Regions from separate parts of the Homo sapiens genome. Here region 2 is linked to region 1. Evidence: chromatin loops called from intact Hi-C (ENCODE). Cell type or tissue: natural killer cell. All regions are shown on one strand.

Evidence for each region. A loop is a pair of places that touch in the nucleus more often than their neighbours do. Peaks named below come from ENCODE experiments on the same cell type or tissue, not always from the same donor. Only the 100,000 strongest peaks of a DNase experiment are listed, where the experiment ranks them.
Region 2: it touches region 1 in a loop (3-fold over the local background); 1 of 110 quality-filtered maps calls a loop at or near these places.

What each region holds. Positions count from the first base shown.
Region 1 is chr2:119,939,274-119,947,273 of GRCh38, forward strand. PTPN4 (protein tyrosine phosphatase non-receptor type 4) reads left to right here. Exons shown (of 27, transcript NM_002830.4): 16 at 5,808-5,967; 17 at 7,068-7,151; 18 at 7,245-7,301. Among named protein-coding and RNA genes, the nearest start is that of EPB41L5, 70 kb to the right of the region's middle. In natural killer cell, no CTCF peak of the experiment used is centred here; no DNase peak of the experiment used is centred here; H3K27ac peaks cover 1,498 bases.
Region 2 is chr2:119,858,341-119,866,340 of GRCh38, forward strand. It overlaps PTPN4 (protein tyrosine phosphatase non-receptor type 4), which reads left to right. Exons shown (of 27, transcript NM_002830.4): 3 at 4,196-4,303. Among named protein-coding and RNA genes, the nearest start is that of PTPN4, 100 kb to the left of the region's middle. RefSeq lists a silencer at 2,865-2,914. In natural killer cell, no CTCF peak of the experiment used is centred here; a DNase peak (open chromatin) is centred at 4,231; H3K27ac peaks cover 980 bases.

The sequences.
Region 1 (8,000 bases):
AGACTTCATAATCCAGAAGTGGCTTTTTGTTTGTTTGTTTATTTAGGGACAGGGTCTTGCTCTGTTGCCTAGGCTGGAGTGCAGTGGTGTAATCACCGCTCACTGCAGCCTAGACCTCCTGGGCTCAAGTAATCCTCCCACCTCAGCCTCCCAAGTAGCTGAGACTGCAGGAGCATGACACCATGCCCAGCTAATTTTTGTATTTCTTGTGGAAACAGGGTTGCATCATGTTGCCCAAGCTGGTCTTGAACTCCTGGGCTCTAGTGATCCACCTGCCTCAGCCTCCCAAGTTGTTTGGGAGGATTACAGGTGTGAGCCACCGTGCCTGGCCATCCTCAAGTGTTAAATCCAGTTCCCCGAGCCATTCTTTCCTGGACTATTCCATTCTAGTCTTATCTAATGAATCTCCGCAGCTTTGTCTATACCTCTTCAGTTCCTTTTGCTTGGTCTTCAAAGCTTTGCCTTTCCTCCACCCCTCTCAGCTACTGGCACTGATGATTTCCATCTACAACTCAGTTGTCCCCAATTCCTATTCCAGTCTTGATCAAGTCTAGCAATATATTGTGAACTCTTCAAATACTAGGCTATTCTAGGACAAGGAAGTAAAAAAATCGAAGGTTTGAATAGAAGGAGATATCAAGCCATGGGGACTTAGAGAATGTAACATATTAGATGCTGTTGTATTCATGGCTTCAAGACTAATTACAGGTCCCCGGACACTGTAGCTGCAGTATGCTTACCTACCATTCATCTCTGGCTAAAGGCTCTGTCACTTGCACTTGGGAGCTAAGGGCAGACACCTTGAGTTTGGTTGAAACCAAGAATCTCAGGTTGCTGGGAGGCTTATTCTGGAATAGATTCCTACTGTTAAAATCACATGACATTGTCAGTTCTATTCTTAGATATTACTCATATCCCTGATAGTTTACACGAGCTTTTTAAAGTGCCTTGTGCGTTAATTGGTAATCAACCTGAAGTGACATTTACTTTGAAACACTGTCATTATCAGAATAAAGTAGCCAAAGTGTTAAGAAGCCTGAATTTTGAATCAGAATTTTATCTGTATCTAATGTAATATAAGTAGAGTATAAGTTGGGTTAAATGCGTAATTGAAGACTAGAATAACAGTAGTGGTTATAGTTAAATAAGACATGTTCTCTTGATCTACATCTTAGAAAATAAGGGTTTGTTTTTTTCTTTAAGAGACAGGGTCTCTTTGTCTCCCAGGCTGGGGCATAGTGGCGCAATTATAGCTCACCACAGCCTCAAACTACTGTTCTTGAATGATCTTCCCATTTCAGCATCCTGAGTAGCTGGGACTACAGGTATACACCACCATCCCCAGTTTATTTTTTTAAAAAAATTTTTTGTAGAGATGGTGTCTTGCTATGTTGGCCAGGCTGGAAAATAAGAGTTTTTTAAAGAGCCATCAATTTCTGGCACATTTGTATTAGTGTCTAACAAGAATATAGTTTTTGTTTTCTAGTCTATTGGAATAAATTTTATGCTTCTGTGACAGATTTCTATGTACAATTGTGCCTTTACCGTTTTTTAAAAAAAATTCATGATTTTCAAGGGTTGTTCATTTTTCTTTTTTAAAAGTAATAAAATAATCCCTTCAGGATTGCATTTTTTTCTCACTTTCCCTAACTCAGATCTTTTCCAGCTCCCTTCCTTAAAGCCAGTAAATGCTGGCCTTCTTTGAAAATTAAAGGTCTCTTTCTTGAGGGTACCAGCTGTAATTTCTGACAGGGCTGTGTTTCACTATGCTGCCTGGTTATTCTCCAAATTGCATCATGTCTCTTCATTCTCTTATACTTGGCAGATTTTTGTGTGTGTGCACTTAGAAATAGTATTGTTTTTAAGAATTGGACTGTTTCATGACATTATTTTTAATGTATCATTTCTAATTATAATGCAAGGTTTACCTATGAAAATCATCTTCCTAGATAACTGTTTAAGTAATAAATATATATGATAGCTGTACAATAGAAATGAAGAAGAAAGTTATTCATTAAAGTAAATTGAATTAATATTCTTGGAGTATGTCTTTTAAAAAATGTAATTGATAACCTTTGCCCAATATTTGAATTTCAGGAGTCTGTGTTGACATCCTTGATTACTTTTATAGACTTCAGAGTGTGTGTGTGTGTGTGTGTGTGTGTATAGAGTTTGGTTGTGTATGTATACAGTTTGGTTATTGAAATTAGAAGTATAGAAAAGGGAAACAGTTACAGGGATTACTGTGAGAGTACATAATTAAATTATAAGAGCTCCCTAGACTAACCTAACCCTCTGCAGCAGTCAGGCATATGGAGAGCCTGTCTGCCACTCTCTGAAAAGTTACTTTAATAAGAAAGTTACATAAGACAGTGAGAAGGCAGGTAGCTCTGTCCTGAAATCCAAAGTTTTACTGTCCTTTCGTCTTCATCTTAATCTATACTTCATTCTCCTCACCTTTTCCTTATAATTTGGCTTAAATCCCAACCTCAGCATTTATACTTGGGCTCTTTTCCTATCTGTATCTTCCTGCTTGATTTGATTGTTTAAAAAGAGGTTAAAAGAGGTTATTCTCAAATACCTGTAGTCTTGCAAGTAGCACGGGATGGAGATTTGTGTAGATTATAGAGCTCATGCTGCATCTAAAGACAGCAGCTGCCACTTGGCTTTATACAGTGTTTGACAACTGGTACTGCAGGCCCATTCTTTCCGGAGCTTCCAGATTTTTCATCTTGAAAATCTAGATTTGTATGCAATTTTAAAAATGTAATTGTTTAACTCAATTATTTTTATAAAAACAATGAATGGTCCAAATGTATGTTGGCCAAAATTGGCCCATAATCCATGAATTTATAACTGCTCTTTTAGGACAATAATGTCTAATCATAATTGCGCAATAAAAACCACCTCTGGAGGTGTTTCTTGTAACCCCAGAAGTAGAGATTCAACAGTTTTAGCAAAATGTACCATAGAATCAGTGCTGTCCCTCTCATGTAACTGAGTATTGCCACTGTTAGGCCCATACTGAGTATGCCACTGTTAGGCATAACTGAGTATTGCCACCGATAGGCCCATACAGGTTTGGCTCACTTAGATATACCACTGCTGATCAGGCTTGAGTTTCTCCTGTATATTTTGGTGCTGTATTTAAACTGATAGCTGGACCAAGAATAAGGAAGGTTTCCCTGACTCCATTTTCATATGTTCTCCACCTTACTCCCTTTCCCACAGGCTTTTAGTTTTAAATTTTTTTTCTCAGCTTTTAAATTTAGCTTTTAAATGTTTCCTGGTTATGACAACTGTATGCAAAGCAGAAAGAGTTTCTAATTATATTGCCTAAGTGGTTACACTTAGGTCCAAGTAAGGGGTGAGACCTGTTATATATGTCGAGTCCAATTACTTCTGGTATTTGTAAAGTTTTAGAGATTCTTATCAACTGCCTTTTAAAAATGTTGCATCTCTTAAGTTCTGCTAAGGGATGTCCATCTCTGTGTGCTCTAATCCTATGTAGTAGGCCGTGGTTGAGTTACATATCTCTATTCTAATCCATGGAAACATTTCCCTAGACAAGCAATACTTGAATCTATGGGCCCTTAGAAGCTTGTATTCTTGGCAGTTGAAAGTAACATAAGAACTACCACATTTGGGAGCTGGAAGCCCTGGCCATTAAGGCAGACCTCAATGAAGCTTTGGCTGAAAAAGAGGGATGTATGCTCTGATGCAGTCTTTGTAGACTTGGCAGAATTTAGAGCATTTGTGCCCTGAAGTATTTCTATGCAGACATCTAGGCTAAGTGGGCATTGCTGTTCACTTGCTTCTTTTGCAGTTATATTTTATACCATGTTATAAAATTTCAGAAAGACTCTAATCTCTCCTAGGAGAAACTTCTCTTTAAGACCATACAATCACATCATTCATTATTAATCCCAGCTGACTTCCTTGGCACTGATCATACTTTCTTTCAGTTTCACAACACTTATTTACTAGGTGTCTAGCAGCCAACCTCTCAATAAGCTTACACCTCCTCTACAAGGGAGAACAGATGTATCCAAGGGTCACTCTGGCAGTAAATCTCTGTATCAGTTATCTTGTTATGCTTGATCACAAATGAGCCTAACTTAAAGAGACATAACAAAAGTTCTTTCTTTCTTACATTGTATGTACATTATGTGTCATCTGTGGCTGTGCTCTACCTTATCTTCATTCTGGGTCCCAGACTGGTAGCATTCCCTGTTTGGGACATGGCTAGTCTCATGGGCAAGGGAAAAAAGAAGCATAATGAAATCATAAGCTGTTTCATTTTTTTCTTTTTTTTTTTTTTTTTTTTTTTGAGATGGAGTCTTGCTCTGTCGCCCAAGTTGGAGTGCAGTGGCGCGATCTTGGCTCACTGCAAGCTCCGCCTCCCAGGTTCACGCCATTCTCCTGCCTCAGCCCCCCCGAGTAGCTGGGACTACAGGCGCCTGCCACCATGCCTAGCTAATTTTTTTGTATTTTTAGTAGAGACAGGGTTTCACCATGTTAGCCAGGATAGGATGGTCTCAATCTCCTGACCTCGTGATCCGCCCACCCCGGCCTCCCAAAGTGCTGGGATTACAGGCATGAGCCACTGTGCCCAGCCCATAAACTGTTTCTTAAAGCTTCCTTTCAAAAGTTACACATTCCACTTCTACCCACATGTCATTGGCCAAAGCAAGTCACATGGCCAGGCCTAATGTCAGTGGGGGGAAGAAGAACTTTTTTTTTAATGATAATATCATCTAATACATTTTCCTTATCTCCAGACCTTATAGCTTGGATGTTAGGTGTCCCGTTAGTCAACAGAAGAGCAGATACTAGGTATAAAATGTGTGCTTCAGTGCCACATCAGCAGCCATGTGGCTTGACACAGTAGCTGTCATCTCTCTTATACCTGTCCTTAGGCAATAAGACAGTAATTCTTTTATCAGATAATAACGCCAATAGTGGTCAGTGTTCTTATCAAGAACAATTTTCCGCTTACCTATTTAATCTTTTACTTCTCCCAAATCCACGACTTCTGTGGATGCATACTTCTTAAGACACAAGTTGAACCACAAGTTTCTACTTTTGGCCTTTGTGGAATGCTCACAAGTAATGTTTTTATACATTTTATGCTTGTTAAAAGCTAGAGTTTCTGACCTGAAGTTACCTTTATCATATCTAGCTCTTTTTATCAATTCCTGTTGCCACAAATTGAGGCTTATGCTCTCTAATGTTAATTGGATTTTGTTTTCTCACCTTAAATCATATGTTCTGACAATATCTCAACCAGTTTTGGCTCTGGTGATGATCTCAGCACTCTTACTCAGATTTCCAATCCTCACTGCATCATTGAATTCATTACTTCCATGAATCGTATTTTATTTCTAAATAGATTAGGCCAATCTCTTAAGCTATTTAGGCTGGAATAGTTACTTTATCTGTGGAACTACCCAATTATCAGTTCTGGATTTTCTTGCCTACCTTATTCCTGGCTACCCGTGACTCCTCTGACAACCTTAAAAAAATTTTTTTGGAAAGATGTTTACTTTGTTATAATAGATTAATAGGTATCTTCACAGGAATACCTTGATAATATATTTTATTATATAATTGTTTATAAATTTGATAAAGTAGGAAATTAGATTTATTACTTCAAAGTTAGGAAAATTTTCATTAAAAAGTGGCACTTCCAAATAAATATGGTATTTAGAGCCTGTCTCCTACCAGACATTGTAAATATGTGGGTTGCTTGACCCTAACTTTTAAAAAAGTTATGAAACAACTTCCAAATTTGTTTTCTTGTCTAGATCACAAGAGACCCCTGGAGATGGGAAGCCTCCAGCTTTACCACCCAAACAGTCAAAGAAAAACAGTTGGAACCAAATTCATTATTCACATTCGCAACAAGATCTAGAAAGTCATATTAATGAAACATTTGATATTCCATCTTCTCCTGAAAAACCCACTGTAAGTAGCTTCTTCAGATATTCTCATTTTTATTTGAATTTTTAAAATCCTAAATGAAATTTCTTTTGTACTTTGGCAGTTTTTAGTTGTAAGTTGTATTACAGTACCTTCTCTTTTTCATCATATTCTTTGGTCCTGAATTGTGCCATGATGTATCTCAATATAAGTTCTATAATTAGAAGTGATCATGGAGTACATAGAGTATATAATTAAATAAGCTGTGGGGTTAAGGGAAGATTCCTATAAGAGATCATCTCTGATAAGAACTAGTCAGATTTTTTCCTTCAAAGAGCAGGCATAGAACATACTGAACAAACCTGCATGTTGTGCACATGTACCCTAAAACTTAAAGTATAATAATAATAAAAATTAAAAATAAAAATAACAATAAAGAACATACTGAATGAAAGAAGCCCAGGACAAATAGCCATGTGTTGTAGGATTTCATATATGTGAAATATCCAAAACAGTCAGATCTGTCAAGAGACAGTAAGTAGATTTGTGGTTGACTAGGCTTTGGAGGATGGCAGGTGGGAAAATGGGGAACGACTGCTAATGGATACAAGATTTCTTTTGGAATTGATGAAAATATTCTAAAATTAGATAATAGTGATGTTTGTACACCTCTGTGACAAGAGTAAAAATTATGGAAATATACACTTTAAATAGGTGAATGATATGTGAATTATATCTCAATAAAGCTGTTTTTTAAAATCACATATATCAAGCAGTGGAAGTATCATTTGAATTCATGTAACACTTATGAGCACCCTCTGTATACTCATACATATGAACCTGGCTTGCTATGAGCCAGATTCTACGGATATAGCAATTAATAAAGACAGACATGGCCCCTGTTCCTCCTGTCACTTAATAGTCTAGCATATGCTCGTAAGAATGCATGAGAGGATATATCTGGTTGGGCTAACTGCAAGTTATTAGTCAAAGAATTTACTCTTCTGAACTAAAATTTTTATTAGAATTATGATTTTTTACAAACTATGCATAATATAAGCATACAAAAAATATGCTTCCTATATATCTGAAGAATAGATTTTAAGTGAAGAAAATTACAAGTTATTTAATTTTGTCTTTTTAAGCCTAATGGTGGTATTCCACATGATAATCTTGTCCTAATCAGAATGAAACCTGATGAAAATGGGAGGTTTGGATTCAATGTAAAGGTAATCTGGAATTTATTTTATACTCAGTTTTTAAATTAAGATGTTCTTATTTTGGTAATATTTGACTAACATTTTACTTATTCTCTTTTTAAGGGAGGATATGATCAGAAGATGCCTGTGATTGTGTCTCGAGTAGCACCAGGAACACCTGTGAGTTATCTAAATGTTTCAAATAAATCCTGTTTTCAAGAATATGTACTTATTTTATAATTCTTACTAGTTTAAATAAAACAAGGAATTTCATCATTTCTTTTATTTATCAAGTGTCAAATGTTGGCTGAATCTCTTTAAGTTGCTGGGAAGTTAGTTTTGACTTGTTCTCTGTAAGTATTTAAAATCCCTGTTTTTATAAAGAAGCTATTTATGACTTTCATTGCTTCTAAAGCATTAACAGATTCTATCAAAATAACCCCCTTAAAAAACAAAATATAGACAGAGGTATAGTTTCGTGGGGGTTTTTGTTTGCTTGTTTATTTTTTATTAGAGTAATTTAAGTACATTATACTTGCCTATGCACTCCTTTAAAATTTTACTTTAAATGGAAATGATACTACAAGGATAATTTTTAAAACTTTTTATTATGAACATTCTAAACAAAAGTAGAGAAAACTTATATATCCATTATGATGAATCTCCTATTACTCATTGTTCAGCTTCCACAATCATGAACTTTCTGTTCATCATAGGACAATTCTTAACTAATTGTAGGTACATCATCTTTATTACTGTTTTATATAACAAGTATTGCTTTCAAATTCCTATTTATGTTGTCTACTCTGTTTACTTTCCTTTTTCTTACCTAAATGATCTTCAAGCACCTTTTATCATTTAACTGTCTCTCTGTTCTAG
Region 2 (8,000 bases), 81 kb before region 1:
AAGATGTTTACTTTGTGTTTAGTTTTTAGTATTTTGATTATGATGTGTTATAAGGTAGATTTATTTTGATTCATTTTGTTTGGGGTTCACTTGGATTCTTGAATCTGTATTTTTGTTTTTGCCAAATTTGTAAAAATTTTATTTTACAAACAAAATACTCAAATGTTTTATTATTTTATCATCCTAGAAACTCTTCCTCATCTCTTAAATACTGGAGTGAAATGAATGTCACCTCATTTTTTTCTTGTCCCACAGGTTGCTGACAGTCTGGTTGTTGTCATCTTTTTATTTTTTCAGTCTGTTTTTTCTGTTGTTCTTTTTTTTTTGAGATGGAGTCTCGCTCTGTTGCCCAGGCTGGAGTGCAGTGGTGCCATCTCTGCCTCCCAGGTTCAAGCGGTTCTCCTGCCTCAGCCTCCCGGGTAGCTGGGACTACAGGCACGTGCCACCATGCCCGGCTAATTTTTTATATTTTTTTAGTAGAGACAAGGTTTCACCATATTAGCCAGGATGATCTTGATCTCCTGACCTCGTAATCTGCCCACCTCAGCCTCCCAAAGTGCTGGGATTACAGGTGTGAGCCACCGCACCCGGCCCTTTTCTGTGTTGTTCTTATTGAGTAATTTCTATTGCTTTTTCTTCAGGTTCATTGATTATTTTTTTTCTTTCTTATCTTTATTCTTTTGTTGAGCCCATCTAGTCAGTTTTTATTTGTTATTGTATTTTTCAGTTATATAATTTGCATTTGGTTCTTTTATATCTTCTATTACTTTGCTGAAATAATCTTTGTTTTTTTCTAATTTCTTTTCAACAGCATTCATAATGGTTGCTTCCATTGAAACATTTTTTTCTGATGACTGCTTCCAAATCTTTGTCAGATAATTCCAATATCTGATTCCTTTCGGTGTTGACATCTGTTGATTGTGTTTTCTTATTCTAGTTGGGATTTTCCTAGCTCTTGCTATAATAAATGATTTTAGGTAGTATCTCAGACATTTGAGACATTTTGTTACGAGACTTTGGATCGCATTTAATTGGCTTTGTAGTAGGGAGTCACCTTGGTAGCATACAGGTCTTGGCTTACTTTTTAAATTTTGGTCAGTTTTACATGTAGTCAGTTCGTTGTTAAGTGTCCTATCCAGGATTACATTTCAAGATTTAACTATCCCTTTTTCCATCTACCTTGTCTCCTGAATCTTCTTCCTCCTGTCTGTTTGGGAGACACCACTTGCTACAGCTATGTGATGATAGCAGTGGAAGTCCAGGCTTCCTCTTCAGCTTCTCCTAGTACCAACTCAATAGGGGAAGCCGAACACCTCCTGCTACCAATAAGCCTAAGTGAAAGTTCAGGATATGTTTTCTGCTTCTGCTTAACACCACCCTAGAGGAGATATTATGAAGTACTACTCGGTACTGTTTGGAAGTGGGTATAAGTTCAGGCTTTTCACTTGCTGCCTGCTCAAACCAGGTGGCACATGAAACTAGGCTTCTTATTTGATTTCCGTGGACACTAGTAGAGAAGGGCTCAGTTTTTTTCCCATTGAGTTTGGCATTGTCAGGTTTCTGTCCTACCACGTACCCTTATCTGGTCCTTTTCCTAGAGAAAGCAGGCTTTTCTTGGGCTCTTTCATCAGCACCTATTAGCATTTCTGGGTAACAGAATTCTACAGTACCCAGTCTGTGATATATAGGAAGTGAAAAGAAAATGCAAGGTCTAGAGTCCAGAAATAAATCCATACATTTAGTGGAAGAAAGCATAGTTTCTTCAACCAAAGGTACATTGGATTCACCTTAGTAGCTTTTAAAAAAGATTAATGCTTGCTCTCTTCCCCAGACAAATATAATCAGAATGAGAGACAGGTCAGGGAGGTAGACTGTATCAGTATATAAAACATTTGCAGGCGATTTAAATGGGGGCCAACATTGAGAAGCTCTGTTTGAAGCACATACTTCCCATCATTGATGAGTTTTTTCAGATAGCCATTTGACCCAATTCTGGCCAATAAGAGTCTTTGTAAGGTAACTTTTACAAGGAAGCTTGTTCTTTTAAACATTGTCACATGGATATGAATCTTGGAATTGCTGTGAGCATCTTGCTAAAGGCTCACGAATATAGCCAACACTTGGAATGCAGATGAGAAAGATGGAAAGAAACCTAGTCTTAATGTCCCTCATCTGCCAAATTAGCTTGCGCTGGAGTCTTTTGTGCCTCTGTACTTTCCATTATATGAAAAAAAAATGTCCTTAGTGTTTCATCCATAAGTTTGAATTCTGACTGGTACCTGGAAGCTTCTAAACTGCTATAGCTAATGAGAAGAAAAACTAGTGGTAAAATATATTGCTATTCTCTACCATATCCATTTTCTGTTGCTATAACAGAATACCTGAGACTGGGTAATTTATTTTAAAAAGAGGTTTATTGGCTAGGCGCGGTGGCTCACATCTGTAATCCCAGCACTTTGGGAGGCTGAGGCAGGCAGATCACCTGAGGTCAGGAGTTCGAGACTAGCCTGACCAATATGATGAAACTCTGGCTCTACTAAAAATACAAAAATTAGCTGGGCGTGGTGGCATGCACCTATAATGCTGGCTACTCAGGAGGCTGAGACAGGAGAATCGCTTGAACGTGGGAGGCGGAGGTTGCAGTGAGCCAAGATCAGATTGTGCCATTGCACTCTAGCCTGGGCAACAAGAGCGAAACTCCATCTCAAAAAAAAAAAAAAAAGTTTATTTTGGCTGGGAGGTCCGGGATCAGATGGCCACATCTGGTCTGTTCTGAGGGTTGCGTGCTGTCATAACATGACAGAGAAGCAGAAGGGGAAGTGGGTGCATGTAAAAGGGATAGAACTCCAGGGGCAGCCTCACTTTATACCAACCCATTTGTGGTAATTAATCTAGTACTGTGATAGTGAGAACTCACTCGCTCCCTTGAGAATTAACCTTGTCCCTGGAATGTGACATTAATCCTTCTAAATGACCTAATCACCTCTTAAAGGTCCTGTCTCTCAAAATCACCATACCAGGGACCAAATTTTCAACACATGAATTCTAGGGGACAAACTCAAACCATTGCACATATTTTTCTAATATATGTTGTATATAAATGTAACGAGAATAAACTTCTCTAGTGAATTTATTGATAGGTATAGAAGTTTCCTCCAGTATTAGCTTTTGTTTGCTACTTATGTTAAGATGCCAGAGTAGTTGATATTGTTATTGCTTGTTTTGTCAAATTGCTTTCCCAACAGATATCTTTCTACCATGTTAGCAGCAATAAGTATTTCTTGTCTTTATTTTTTATCATTGGATTTTATTTTGGGGGTTGTTTGCCCATGGCATGTCATTATAATTTCCCATTTTCTTTTTTTATTTTAACTGAACATGTTGATCATTTGTCTGTTTTTACTCATAAGTTATATTTTTTATTGGAGGGGGATTATCTAATCATGCCTTTTGTACCACAGTTTAACAGCTTTGGAACTTGGGGAAGTTGTATTTACTCTTTAATGCCTACATGATAGAATTAGTATGAGGTTAAAATGAGATAGTTTTCTAAAGTTCTCTGAGTACTTTGGCAATGAAAATATTAGCAATCCTTTATCAGTTTGCTATAAATAATTGTTACCATCTTCGTTCCCCTTTTATGGCATTATAATACAAAATTATATTTTAAGTAATATTTAGCCAAATATGTCACTTTCCAGTCACAATTTAAATATAAGAATAAAAGGCATAACAAAATGATATAGATATATGCATGAGTTAATGTGGCAATAATATAAACTAAAAAAATATCGTGATAGCCTGAAAGTGAAAAGTATTTTCAATCAAATGTTTCTTTGTATTTTCATATTTATTATATGCTCTTTAAACCAGTTTGCCTAAGGTCAGGTTGTTTTCTAAAAGTGCTGTGTCACATGTGAAGTCTTTTTTCTCAACCAAGTCATTGGTATGAAAACAGTTACCAAGTTAACCCATTTATGCCTAGTGCTCCATTATTGGCTTGCTAAGCTTATGGGAGTTATTTATATCCTACTGCTCAAGGTCATTGCCAAGGCCTGATTTTTCACACAAAAAACGTTTGCTACCTCTGGCATAAATGGGTTAATAGATGAGGACAAAAGTCAACCAGGTTAAAAAATGTGAAGAATGTAACCTATCAAAGTTGATTTCATTCAATTTTTTTTTTTTTTTACAGAAACATGATCAGGGGCAAGTCTTGTTGGATGTCGTCTTCAAGCATCTAGATTTGACTGAGCAGGACTATTTTGGTTTACAGTTGGCTGATGATTCCACAGATAACCCAGTAAGTGTAAGATTTTGTCTTTCATTTTCATTTAGTTTTTCCTCTCAGTTTAGTGTAGAAAGTCCTTTCTGATTTACAGTGTTCACTGATTTGATGAGTTTTTTTTTTACTTGACTTAAATAGAGGTAATTCTTTTGCTTTTGTTCCTCTTTTCTTGACATTTTAATCTTTCAGAAGTTATTAGCTTTAAGGTTTTCATAATTATGTCAGGTAATGTCACTTTCATTAATTATGTGTCTCAGACAACTAAAAAGTAAATCCAATTTATGCCTGTTGACTGAAAGAGAGGAAATTGGGCATAAAGGTTAAAATACCTTCAGATGTATATAAATTAGTCTGCACTAAAGTAAAATTAGTTTTTTATTGTATTTATAGAGAGCTATTTCTAATAAAAATTCTTAATTTATTCAATGTCAAATTTCCAAATTTCATCAGAGACCCTCACAAATAAGATAGAGATTAAATTTCAGAGCTGTACAATTATTTGGCATTAAATTTCTTGGATTTTTACTTATTCTTCAGTAATTGCAATTGTGGTTCTTTTAATTAGATAGATCACATCATAGAAATAGAAGATAGCATGTGATGAATAATAGAAATGTTTACTTTGACAATTAAGTGTTATAAAATGCACTAAAGGATATACCTTACTCTGAACCGAGATAAAGGGTATACAAGCAAATTCTGATTGAATTCTTTGTAAATTTATATGCTTATACAGTGAGGGACTTCTGCAATAAAGTATATTCTTTTGATTAGTGTAAGAGGATCTCCATTTTGAAGGGAATATTTTGTATACTTTTAGAAAGATTAGGAGGCTGAAGAAATGGTTCTGGATTAATGTTTTAGAAATCTGTTTATAAGGCTATATTAATAGAAGGGCTATAGAAAATACAAATAATGTTTATGAGAAAAGTTGGTTTGTTTTTTTCTTCCTCTCTCTCATGGTTGGGATCTTCATTCTCTGAATGAATAGCTAGTGGGAATTATATATCAAACGTTAAATACTACCACTTATTTTTTTGACATCATTTACTGATTTTGTATTACAAACCAGTCATGGAAAAATACGAGGATGACACAAAGAAAAACAAACCAAGGGCCAGCTAGTTTCAGTGAAAATAAATGCTTTTATACTGAACTAAAATTAAAATAAACTTTCCTCATACTTTGATGCCTTCACTAGACCACTTGAGCTTCTTCAGGGGCCTAGAGTTATACTGTTGTTTCCTGATAAATAAACCCATGTAAAAATGGAAGTGAGTAGAAATGTCAGTAATGCAGCCTTTCCCAGGTTGAACCTAAAATAATCAAAAGGGTCAGAATGTAGTTTAAAGAGAGTTTATTCAAGTGCAAAGGTTGAGGACCTCAGCCCAGGATACACTTGCAAGTTGCCTTGGAGAGTGCTCTGGAGAACATAAGAAAGGTTCAAGTTTTTAAAGAATAAAGAGGATCACTCAGGAGAGTGAGTAAGTGCAAAAATTGTTCTTCAGGAATTCTCATTGACTTACAGAAATAACATTGGTTAGCGATTGGCTATACATGGTTGAACTATAGGGTGTATAACATTTTATGGCTACTTGGCTTCAGTCTGCAGCCCACATAGCAAGTAGCTTCAAGAGGTAACTATGTAGCTGAAGGGAGAGTGAGATGTGACTGCTGTTACTTTTTAAATGCCTTTCTTGCCCTGATCATTTAAAGGTGCTCCTATTCCTCAGATATAAGGTTTTTTTCCTTTCTTACCAGAAAGGCAAATTGTGAGCCAAGCAAATACCTGAAAGGTGACTGTTATACCTCATTAAGTATACCTCGTGAAGAGAAAAAATAGATAATTCTTAGCTCTTGCTGACCCTCATAAGTCAGGCCCTGTAGCTGTAGGCTGGCATTAGATTGACGGGGTAAGTGACAAGATGACAAAAGAGGAAGAGACCAGTGACTCACCACTGTAGTCACTACCATAAATATGAAAACAGTCCTTTTCAGGAAGTACTCCAGAAGGATTAATATCGAGATCATGTATACTACAAGAGATAAAAATTCTATCACATAAATTTGTATACAAAAAGACATATCATATACAAAAAGATGTAGGGCTAATTACACCAGAATGAATGTAGGGAAACAGGTATTTGGAGCTAGATTGATCTTTTTGCTGTCTCCTACTTTTTCTTTCTTTGTCTTTCTGTCTTGAGTATTCCTTCTCAAATAAGATACATTCCAAGTTCCAAGAGTCCAGTTGTTTATGATTCAAAGTAATTCTTCCAGAAAAGTTAGAATCATAGAATTTTAAAGGTCCAAAAGAGGCTTTAGAGATTATCTAGCCTCACACTCTAATTTTTCATAAGACATTATCCCAATCCAAAGCTACTTCCTGGCATTAGTGAAACTAGGACCTGGATCTCCTAACTCCCCATGCTAGTCTTGTCCACTGCACTGCAGTTTCATTATTTAAATATTTGGAAGAATTTCTGAGATGCCAAAATGTGTCCACAGAAAGATCTTTAGAGCACAAATCTTATAAACAGTGTCCCATTTCTAGTTGTCAAGAGCACAAATCTTGTAAGTAGAGTTCCAATTCTAGTTGTCAATGTGAAATTAAGGCTTTGAGGATAATTAACGGACTGAAGGAAAAAGATGCTATGCTTCAAGAGAAAGGAGTAGGGGAGTATCATTTATAAAACATCTGCTGTGAATTTGTTAATCAACTAAATAATATTCCATTTTATTCTCACAATACTTTCCTCACTTATGATGAAAGTGTCATTAAAATCATTTTAAAGATGAAAAACTAATACTTATAGAAGTCAACTAATTTGTTTAATGTCACGCAAATTAGTGAAGTAGCTGAGAAAGGACTTGAACTCAGATCTAACTTCAAAGCCTGTACTCTCTACCATATGATGTTGCTTCCCAAGTGATGATGATATAGATGCATAGGATTTACAGAGTAAATGAACATATTAAGGAGAGGAGGTAACCATATAATAAAATTACTATCAGTGATCCAAAGGAATTTGCTAAGATTCTACAAGAATTAATTCTCACCTATCTTTAGCTCATAATTTTTAAATCTTAAAACTTATGTATGTTACATATACATATGCACATGTATGTATATATTATGTGTATATGTGTATTTTTATATATTAGTTTTAGAGAATTAGAACTGTTGCCTTAGACATTGAAATTAATGTAATTGAGTTTATAATTGATAAACTTAAAAGGCACCTAGCATTTTGTTTTTTTCTCCTAAGTATGAAATAACAAATACAGAATAATAGCTGACGGTCTTTTCCTTTAGAATCTTCCCTGGTAATGAGTTCCAGTGCAACAAAGAAAATTACTTGAAGCTTTGACTTTTCAGAATTTCTCCTGCTTTAATTTAAAGCCTGTTTATCACAGTTTTAGCTTTTAGCATAATATCTTGTTGTAGTAGTAATAGTAAATGTATGTTGAATAAATGAGGAAAATAATATTGTGGTTATAATTCATTATGCATTATTTCTTTAATTTTATGAGCAGTCAAAGGTGGCTTTTTCTTAGTGGTCTTTATCAGCATGCTATTTAACAGAGGCTTGAGATTATATTATTCCTGTGCATTTACTGTTTCTTTCCCTATTAAATTGAATTATACTGCTCTTAAGTAGGATAGAGGGTAGATTATTAATTATTGTTGGCCTGATCTTTCTGCAGGTTC